Regions from separate parts of the Homo sapiens genome. Here region 1 is linked to region 2. Evidence: chromatin loops called from intact Hi-C (ENCODE). Cell type or tissue: endothelial cell of umbilical vein. All regions are shown on one strand. Region 1 overlaps HPGDS (hematopoietic prostaglandin D synthase). Region 2 has its middle 45 kb from the start of PDLIM5.

Region 1 (5,000 bases), 100 kb after region 2:
CTGGGTTCATTCTCCTGTTTTCTTTCCTTGCTTTTGTGGAACAGTCCTCTAAGAGCTTACTGGTCATAGGAAATAAAAGTTTGGGGCTTTTGGGGCCTTATTTGTTTAAAGATGTTTTTATTTTATTCTCAAACTTGTTTATAGTTTGACTGGGTGTAGAATTCTGATGAAAGTAGTTTTTCATTAGTATTTGAAAGGCTGTTGAGAAGTTTGAATTCAATGTAATTACTGACCTTTTGTATGTGACCTATTTTTTTTCCACTCTGAAAGATTACAAAACACGTGCCCTTAGAGTTCTAAAATTTTGCAATGGTGAGTCTTGGTATGATCTTGTTTTCATCCATTGTGCTGTTTCCTTGGTGATTCCGTTCAATCTGGGACCCATGTCCTTTAGTTCAAGGACATTTCCTTTAATTCTTTCATTAATGATTTCCTCCCCCTTTATTTTCTTTGTTCCATTATAGTAGAATTCCAGTAATTCAGATGTTGGTTGGCTCTTTTCCTATTTCCCGTCTCTTGGCTTTTCTGCATTACTTTTAGAAAGCATTTCTCATCAGTCCTTGAGTTCTAAATTTCTGATATTGTGCTTCTAAATTTATAAAAATTCTTAGGCTGTTTTCCGCTAAGAATGGGGAAGGGACAGCTGTCTAGTAATGTAAAATGAAGAACATCCCATGCTAAAACCGCTTAATAGTTTTCCACCAATCCTCATTTTATCCCCTCCCAAACCTCCTTAACCCCAGTTCTAGACATATCCGGTCATTTCCTGAGCCATTTAAGGATTTTGTGTTGTTGATAGGATTGGTTCTTGGCTTTCCCTTCACAGGTGCCATTCACCCATCTGCTTACTAGCTTCAAATTTTGTTTGCTCTTATCTCCTCTCTTTCCACTTCCTTGTGGGTTCTATCTTTTTAAAAATATTCATTACTGTGGTTTAGAGATGAATGCAAAATGATATATATTTGTCAAATTATTCATCTTTATGCAGAATTCTAAATAGACGTCTTTATTACAGCTTCTAGTGGTTTCCTTTAGGACGCTCATCACAGTCTCTATTTTAAAGAGACTGGCAGGTGGTGTGTGATTACTTGTTTGTTGTTTGTCTCCTCAAGCTGGATGCATCGTGGGGTAGGAATCATGTCTGTATTATTCAACTGATCCCCCACCGCCATCACAGTGCCTTTTACATAGTAGGCATTACACACTTGTTGAATAAGTGATCAGAACCACACTCATCAAATGCACACCATGTGCCTGTGTTACTCTCAGCTCTATGTGTTATCTCAGTCAGCCCTCCTCCCACTTCAAGATAAGTGCTTTTTATTGTCATGCTCACTTTCCAGATGAAGACACTGAGAAACAGAAGTTACAGAGTTGCCCAAAGTCACACAACTGACAGAACTGTGAACTGAGCCCAGACAGCTGAATTTAGATCCCATAGCCTCATCACCTAGGTATACAATTGCTTAAATTAGTAACTAATTTAAGCATTCCTTTAGAATGAAACTGCTGTTATCCTCATCTTCCAAGTAAGAAAACAAGAGTTTCATGTAGTGTAAACAACTTACCCAAAATTGTTCAGCTAGAAGTGGTGCAGAAGGAATTCAAATCGTCACTGACTCAAACCCCAGGTTCTTAACCACTGGGTATAATACCACAGTGCAAGCAGCTGTTCAAAACAGCTGCGCATGAATATTTATGTACATGTTAAAGCTAAAGCCTATAGTCGAAAGCCACAGCACAAATAGCAGGCAGTCTTATCAATTTACTTAAGCACATATTTAAGCACATACTATCTACTTAGTATTTATTGTAAATACTATTTAATTAGCACCTTCTGATTTGAATAGAGATATCCGGACACAAAAGTATTTACATTGACTAACTCCATGATATAAATGTAAGGTGTGTAGGGTCTGCCCACACACACACGTATATATATAGGCCTAGCCAGGAAATAATGAAGCTCAGCTTTGATGATAGAAATACAACTTTTTGACATAAGTACATTTAGGCTCTGGAGTCAAACTGCCAGGTTGAATCCTGATTCCCTTCTTACTAGCTGTCACTTAACTCCCTATTTATAGTTCAAACTCTTTGTAAAGTGGGAATACAACAGGCTCTACTTTGAAGTATGTTGGCAGGATTAAATGTTAGCATATGTGCCTATGGCTAGGTAGGAAGTGTTAAATATTAACTATTATAATTAATAGTGTTATATACTTTGGTGTTAATTGTTTTTACTATTTGTCAGACATGGCATCTGTATTTTACATATCATTATAAATGTAGAAACAGATGCTCTCCAATTTAGAAGTGTCTAAAGATTTTTGTTCCATGTACCAAACACCCCCCTAATGTGCAGTCTATCAATTTATCAGTTTGCTCTTCTCTACTTTTCTATTTTCTACCTTTCTGTGGCTGAGGCTCCATAACAGAGACCACCTCCCAGAGGAAAATATTCTTCGAACATTTATGATAAGAGTAACACTCTACCTTTGTATTAGAATAACAACTCTCTTACATACCACCAATTCCAAAAAAACAATTTCAAAGGACACAGCAATCCAAGTTCATGATTAAATCATACAAAGGCAGAACACGTTGCAGAAACATTGCTGATAGCTATAGACTATCTAATTAACAAGCAGGACTTGGCTAATATATAATGAAAAATGCACTGTTCTGTATTTCATTTCTTAGACTGTTGGTAGTGGGCTACATTGCTGCCATCTTGTGGTCAGGTGAAAATTTCAAAGGCAGAATATTGATGCACTTAAGATGGATAGTGAATATATTCTTGTCATATACACCTTAAAAATCTACCAAATACACACAATTTTACAGTATTTATTACTAAAAATTCCATTTCCAATAAAAAAAGAATTAAAAGCAAAAGATGCCTTTGGATATTGGTCACCATGACAATCCTTGAACTCACCATTAGTGTTACTTTGGTTATTTAATGTATCTGTGTTTCCATTTCCTCATCTAAAGAACAGGATGGGGAAGAAGAATGAGAAGGCCTGAGGACATTCTGATGTCGTGGTTCCAACACAAAATAATTTTGGTAGTGCATATCTGAAAATGCTTTTGAGAAATATACGAACCTCTCTAAAAGTCATTTGTTAAACTTTCATAGCAACAAATTCTCAGGGTGAAAAAACCTCCTCTGAAAAGGGAGGCTAGAAATTTCTGAATCCATCAAGTAAAGGAGTGGCTATCTAGGATGGATCAGGAAATGTGTTTTTTAAAATATATCTGGAAAAAAAAAGAAGTGTAATCAAATCTTATCTTCTTTATGTTATTTTGGTTGATTGTACTTTAAAATGAAACTTAAATACTAATTACACTGTTTATTAATTTACATTTCATTAGACTGAAATAATTCACCAAACTTACAAAGACAATCTGGGCTCAAGGAGAAGTCAGTAGCACAGATATAAGAGTTTTATTTGACTCTGCATATACACAAACATTGGTGCACCTGAAGCTCTGGAAATGCACGTTAGAAGAACAGAATTTGCCAGGAGTGCACACAGGAGTTTTTGGAAAGTTGTCCAACAATCAAATTGGCCATTACTTTTCTGACTGATGCCAACTGAGGTGAGCAGATCTGTGGCAAGCACCACATGGTTATCGACTCACTGCCCTTCAATGGGATTACAAATTCTGTGTAAGCAGCAGAAAGACTCATAACTAATGTTTTCTTTAAAACTATGAACATACTGACCACAGAGCACTTTATAGAACAAGGGAAAGAACATAAAGTCAAAATAATGACAAGCTTTATAAGCTTCGGTTTTTAAATCTGGCAAACATATGTAAGTACATGTTGAGTATCCCTTATCTGAAATTCTTGGGACCAGAAGTATTTCAGAATTGGGGTTTTCTTCAGATTTTGGAATATTTGCATTATACTTACTGGTTGAGCATACCAAATCTCAAGAACCGATATCTGAGATGTTCCCCTGAGCATTTCCTTTGGGCATCATGCGCATGCTCAAAACGTCTTGGATTTTGGAGCATTTTGGATTTTTGGACTAGGGAGGCTCAACCTGTATGTAAGGATGCTTTTGCAAATTGTATTCTAAATATAAGGCATTATGTTGTGGTAGTATATACCATCTAGCTAAGTCATAATCATAACAGCAAGTAAATCAGCAAATTGGTACAGTATCCACTATCTGACTTATCTTAATAAAGGTTGGATTTCATTATAGATCATTTAGACATATTAATAAATGATATATACATTTTATATTTTTGAGTTTGGCTTCTATTTCATAACCAAGACTCAAACAGGCAGAATTCTTATATATAAACAAACATCTCTTATCAAGAAAGAGGCCTTGAGTAAATTATTTGGTCTTCAGAGCTTTAAGTAGAAAAATGATGACAATTAAAAAAATGGATGTTTTATATATATTTTCCTAAGGATGTTAATTTTTAAATAATATTTGTTTATATATCAAGAGGGGATAACTAGATGATGCATTTTGTAGATGATATTCAAGATGGACAAATCTGATAATGAGGCACAATGGTAGTCCAATGAGAAAATACATAAAGGCCCAAGATCATGATTCATTATAAACGCAATAGTGAAACGAAGAACTGCCAAACTAGAAGAGTCTAGCCTTACGAAATAAAATAAATTTCTTTACCTTCAGTTACATTATTTAGCTTTAAAAAAGCTAGGTTAAGAAAGAGGGAAATTTTAGGAATCTAAAAAGACAAGAGAATCATTTCACTTTAGTAAATTTAAGAAAAAATAAGATTTTGTGGGTAAAATATTTAGTCATTATACACAAAGAAACTAAGAACTGGTGACACAAAACTATTTTTTTAATCCATGAGCAATAAAGAGATGACTCACATCTATAGAGAATCAGACCTAAATCTCCATGTCATAAATTTGAATAAAAAATCTAGCTACTTCTCTTTCTTCTTGAATTCATGTGGGAGAATAAAGATGGAGAAATCTACTTCCTCCTCAG
Region 2 (5,000 bases):
GTGGGCAGGAGACAGCAGAAGGAAAATGTAAAATTCTTTTGAGAGACTTTAGCTCCATAGATTGCCAATGTCTTATCTAGGTCACTGATGAAAATGTCAGACAGAACCAAGCCTTGATTTGACACCTGCTAAACATTATTTATGTCCTAAAGCTGACATCAAACTATCTGCAACCATTCTATTTATAAGTTTCCTGAGCACCCTTCTGCGTTTCCAGATCTAAAGTGCAGTAGCGCTCTCAGCACTTAGCTGATAAATTTGCCTGAAAATACAGTGCTCCGAATTAGCATAGGAATCTTCTTTCTGTGACTCTGTGTACTTTCATCTATAATTTAGGGGGTGGTGGAAATTGTATGAGACAGAGCTTGAAGAGACTTGTAGTTTAGCTGTAGCTTACCCTAGTTAATTGTGTAATTTTGTGCAAATCACTTAATCTCTCCAGACCTCAGAAAATGAAGGTTAACCCAGATCAGCACTTCCCAACTCTGGCCTCCAAATTCCAGAGAGTTCTACTCACTGACGAGGGCCCACAGATGCATACGTAAACCAGACTTGCCAGTGTGAAAGACTGTGGAGTTAGCATGTTCAAAAGAGGACCTTGTACCTAAATAGATGGGAAGCACTGGTGTAGGTTCCAGACAAGCTTCTATATTTCTCTGTCAGCCTTTGACTCATAGAACCCCTTTCTGTATTTAACAAGAATGTGTATATTTAACAAGGATAAGAACAATCACTTCTGTTTTGTAGAAAAGTAGCAACACATAGAAAAGTATAATTAATTAATTTTCCCTATCTTACATGATGGCTTCTTAATTGACATAGGAATTGAATGCTGTCTTTTGAGTAAGTTTATTTTCTTCAGTTTAGTACTGTATAGGATCCTATTATATTTAATATCTTACCTTGATAACAGTTAAACTAGCATGAATGTTTAATTAAATTAAATACATAACCATTTTATTTTATTTAATTAAAATGTTGTCCTTCAGTTGATCACTTCCAATGAGAAGCAGGGGCAGAATGTATGTACAGTAAGTGACTTTGGTACAAGATAGAATTTGACTTTTCCCAGAATTAAGTGGTGGAGTTTCACTGTCAGCTAACATGAGCTATGGAATCTTGGCTCTCTTCAGAGCTACATGACTCCAGATACTCTTTTAATATGCCAGGAGATATTTAATCTATGATGTCAAAACTCACAGGAAATTCAAGCTAAAGAATGCATGTTACGTACTCATTAGGACACCAGAGAAATTTTTTCAGGTCATACTGACACACTGTATGTGGAACTGACGTCTTTGAGAGATCAAACTTTCATGGATATTTTAAAAATGTGAACCCTGGTAAATCTTCACAAGAAGATCATATGTAAGCAGCTACACACAAACTTAGATTAGGTTTGTTAACTGATGAATGCCAGAAACTGTGGTCTTTCTTAATTGTATGCAGAAAGATACACATTTTCCATTTCTGAGAGTTTGTGATGTATTAAAAAAAGTCAAATGAGAAAATAGGATGTTTCCATCTTAAAACTGGATGTCTGGTGGGATAATACACAAATTCAACAATTCCCTCTTTGCACACCCCAGACCTTGTGGGGTACGTAAGGGGTAGACCATGAGTTTACATCAGGGGTTCATGAACCTGCTTAGGCAATGAGCCTTAACTGTTAACTGCTAAATATTATATTTTGTATATTTGTACTTCTATCTATCTTTTAAATGTACGCTGTTGTGGTTAATACAATACTAATTCATTAAAAGGTGTTACTGAAATTATAGTATCTTTTTTATACTATCTTTTTGATGTTATAGATATATTAACCTCCAATTTTAAGAGCTCAAGAATTATCACATAGATGTCTGTGAAATTTTGCTTGTAAAGGGTCCTCATTTTGAAAGGTTGGGAACCACTCTCTTAATGGATTCGGGGAAAGTGACAGGCTGCTGGAAAGCTATTTTCGGCAAAAGGGCTCTCTTGTCGCAGCTGCCTGTGTGCTAAGATAAAGGGCAAAGTGTGACTTGAGAAGAAGCAATCTTAACTAGCGTTTGCCAGGCCACAGACTAAATTTTACTTGTGTGCATAGTACTTGGTGTGAGAAATGACATCTCTCCCAAATCTCAGGTGTCAGCTTGTTTCAAAGTTATTTGGCCAAAATAGCAATAAAAATACAATAGGTTCTAAATATTCTATTCAAGCTCACACTCCTAGGCATTATATTATACCTCCGAGTCACTGGGATTTCAAGGTTAGTGAAACAACATAACAGATATTTGCTGTGGGAGGAAGAAAATAATCAAGTATTAGCTGGAAGAAATACTGAACAACTTTAGGTGTAGGAAGTTTCGCATAAGAGAATCTAGTTATGGCAAGCGAGGAGGCTACCGCCCTCTAGTGGTGTCCTTTCTACTTCTCAGGTACTTTAGCATATCCCGGAGAAGTTGCCTCTTTTACTTATTTTTTTTTTTCAAGTTTACCATCTATTGCCAATCCCATCTTCACATCACAAAAGTCTTTCATTTACCTTGTTAAAAGGCACATATTCTCATTGTATTTTTATGTATTGGTGGGTTGTGTTCGTTGCTATAAAAAATTTTTACATTTAACAAAATGTAAAAGGTACTAAGATAGTTCTAGTTCTTACTCCCGAAGAAGCCTGCAATATAGGTGATGATAAGTACAAAGATAAAATTTATGGTACATCTTTTCCCATCAAGGTCAAAGAGTAATTATATATATATACATATATATATGTGTGTGTGTGTGTGTGTGTGTGTGTATATATATATATATATATTTTTTTTTTTTCTGGGACAGAGTCTTACTCTGTCACCCAGGCTGGAGTGCAATGGCATGATCTTGGGTCTCTGCAGCCTCGACCTCCCTGGGGTGAAGTGATCCTCCCACCTCAGCCTCCCGAGTAGGCAGGGCTACAGACACGTGCCACCACACCTGGCTGATTTGTAAAATTTTTGTAGAGATGGGGTCTCGCTATGTTGTCCAGGCTGGTCTTGAACTGTAGGCCTCAAGCAATCCTGCCACCTTGGCCTCCCAAAGTGCTGCAATTATACGCATGAGCTGCTGTGCCTGGCCAGTAATTGTATCTTATTTACTAGAAAAATAATCATTTGATCTTACATGCTTGACTCACTGGTCATTGGGATGATTTTCAGTATTTTCAGCTGCAATTTTTAAAAAAGAAAATCATAATGGGAGAGGAGTTACGGTGTTAAATAAAACTAGTGTAGGTGTGTGTGATGGGGGAGGATGGCAAAGGGAGAGGAGAAGATTCCTGTCTGAGCCGTGTCTCTTATTTACACCTGTTCTTAAACTGTCATATTTATTTGTTGCCTTGCTTGTAAGAAGATGAAAGGTGGTTAAGCTGTCACTGACAGGTTTATTTTCCATGTATTAAAATGACATGACTTGATTAATTGTCGGTGTAACGACCTAATTATTAATGAACCTGCTGTCATGTACATGAGTGTCCAGAAAAATGTCTGGATTCCCAGTCGATTTATATCTTACGACTTCAAATTCTTTGATCTCTAAGGGTGAAGTGTCTGCTAGGAACAGGAATAGAGGTTTTAGAATTGTTTCTATAACCAAGATCAGTAAATTCTCATCGTGTAAGTGAAAGAGCATCATTTGTACTAAATACCACATTCATTTGTGCATCCACATATGATAGGGCTGCGTAATGGCAGCAAGAGAATCCTAAAACAAGTCACTCTAAAAGATTTCAGAATATCCCTAAACATTTAAAAAATTTTGCCCATGTCTAGAGTGAGTCTTTAAAAAAAAAATATATATATATATACATATATATACTTAATTTTAAAATATTTTTAGAGCCTGGTCTGTGAAAAATATTTGAAGGTAAACTGACTTAGAATATGGTCTGACTTTGACCTCATAAAGTTTCTGAGGAAGTTAGTTGATTTTATAGGATAAATATGAACTGATTGTGTGATATTACAGGGAAAAAAATCCAATGTAGACATTGCCTGCATTAATATAAGTATGGTATTTAGATCAGTGCTGTACTCTACCCTGGTCAGACACATGTGAAATACTCTTCTCTATTATGGGCATCAGAGTTTAATGATATCGACAAACTACATAGTATTCAGCAGCAGGAAATGTGGGAAGCCATATGAAGAATACTTAAACTGGGGAAATTACTTCTAAAATACGAAAGATGTAGTGCTGTTTTAGCTCTTTTCAAATATATGAAAGACTGTGCTGTAAAGGGAAAGGGGATGTGGGAGGAAAGAGGTATTGAGTCTAAATCTATCGTTTTAAAGTTTCATTATTTTCTATGTGTAATTTGTCTTGAATTTGTTCCTTTCCATTCCTCTCATGTAATATGTTTCATGTATTTGTCCCAGTCCCCCTATTTTCAATGTTTGTACTTTAATTTGGATTATTGTATTAAATGTATATCTGGTTTTTACTGCTCATCCCTGCCCTCATCCAGCTTTAATTCTGATACTAAATGATTCATCCTAAAATATTCTTGATATCATGAAAGTATAATTTGAATTTACGTCTGACGTTAAAATGTCCTCATTCATAATTTATGCTGATTTTACTTATTTAGTCTTATTTTCTAGAATTCCCGGTGGGCTATCTACTATACTTAAGTTTGTTCCTTCACTATCCCACACCTGTCATGTTCTTTGTCATCTGTGCCTTTTCTCAGGTTGTATCCCTTAACTACTCACTTCTAAACCTCTGTCCAGAGATTCCTCTTAATGCATCAAATTCCTGTCTATTCTTGGAGAGCCATTACATGCCATTCTTTCCTTTAGGCCCTTCGTAAACTATTATAGCCATAATAATTTTGTCTCATAATTCCTATAGCCTATTTTGATTATACCATAATTTTTAATACTTGATTTTTTAGTAAGATGTGGCTACAAAATAATACCTATTCCATGACATTGCTCATCGATCTCATTCTAGTCAAATGTTATACTTTTAGAGTATTTTGTTGC

What was found. A loop is a pair of places that touch in the nucleus more often than their neighbours do. Peaks named below come from ENCODE experiments on the same cell type or tissue, not always from the same donor. Only the 100,000 strongest peaks of a DNase experiment are listed, where the experiment ranks them.
Region 1: a loop joins it to region 2, with 2.9 times the contacts of the local background. A loop is called at or near these places in 37 of 110 quality-filtered maps.

The regions. Positions count from the first base shown.
Region 1 is chr4:94,302,300-94,307,299 of GRCh38, reverse strand. The region is part of intron 4 of HPGDS (hematopoietic prostaglandin D synthase); the gene reads left to right. Among named protein-coding and RNA genes, the nearest start is that of HPGDS, 38 kb to the left of the region's middle. In endothelial cell of umbilical vein, a CTCF peak has its summit at 2,736 (motif pointing left); DNase peaks (open chromatin) are centred at 389 and 2,729; H3K27ac peaks cover 423 bases.
Region 2 is chr4:94,404,259-94,409,258 of GRCh38, reverse strand. No RefSeq gene overlaps it. Among named protein-coding and RNA genes, the nearest start is that of PDLIM5, 45 kb to the left of the region's middle. In endothelial cell of umbilical vein, a CTCF peak has its summit at 2,406 (motif pointing left); a DNase peak (open chromatin) is centred at 2,388.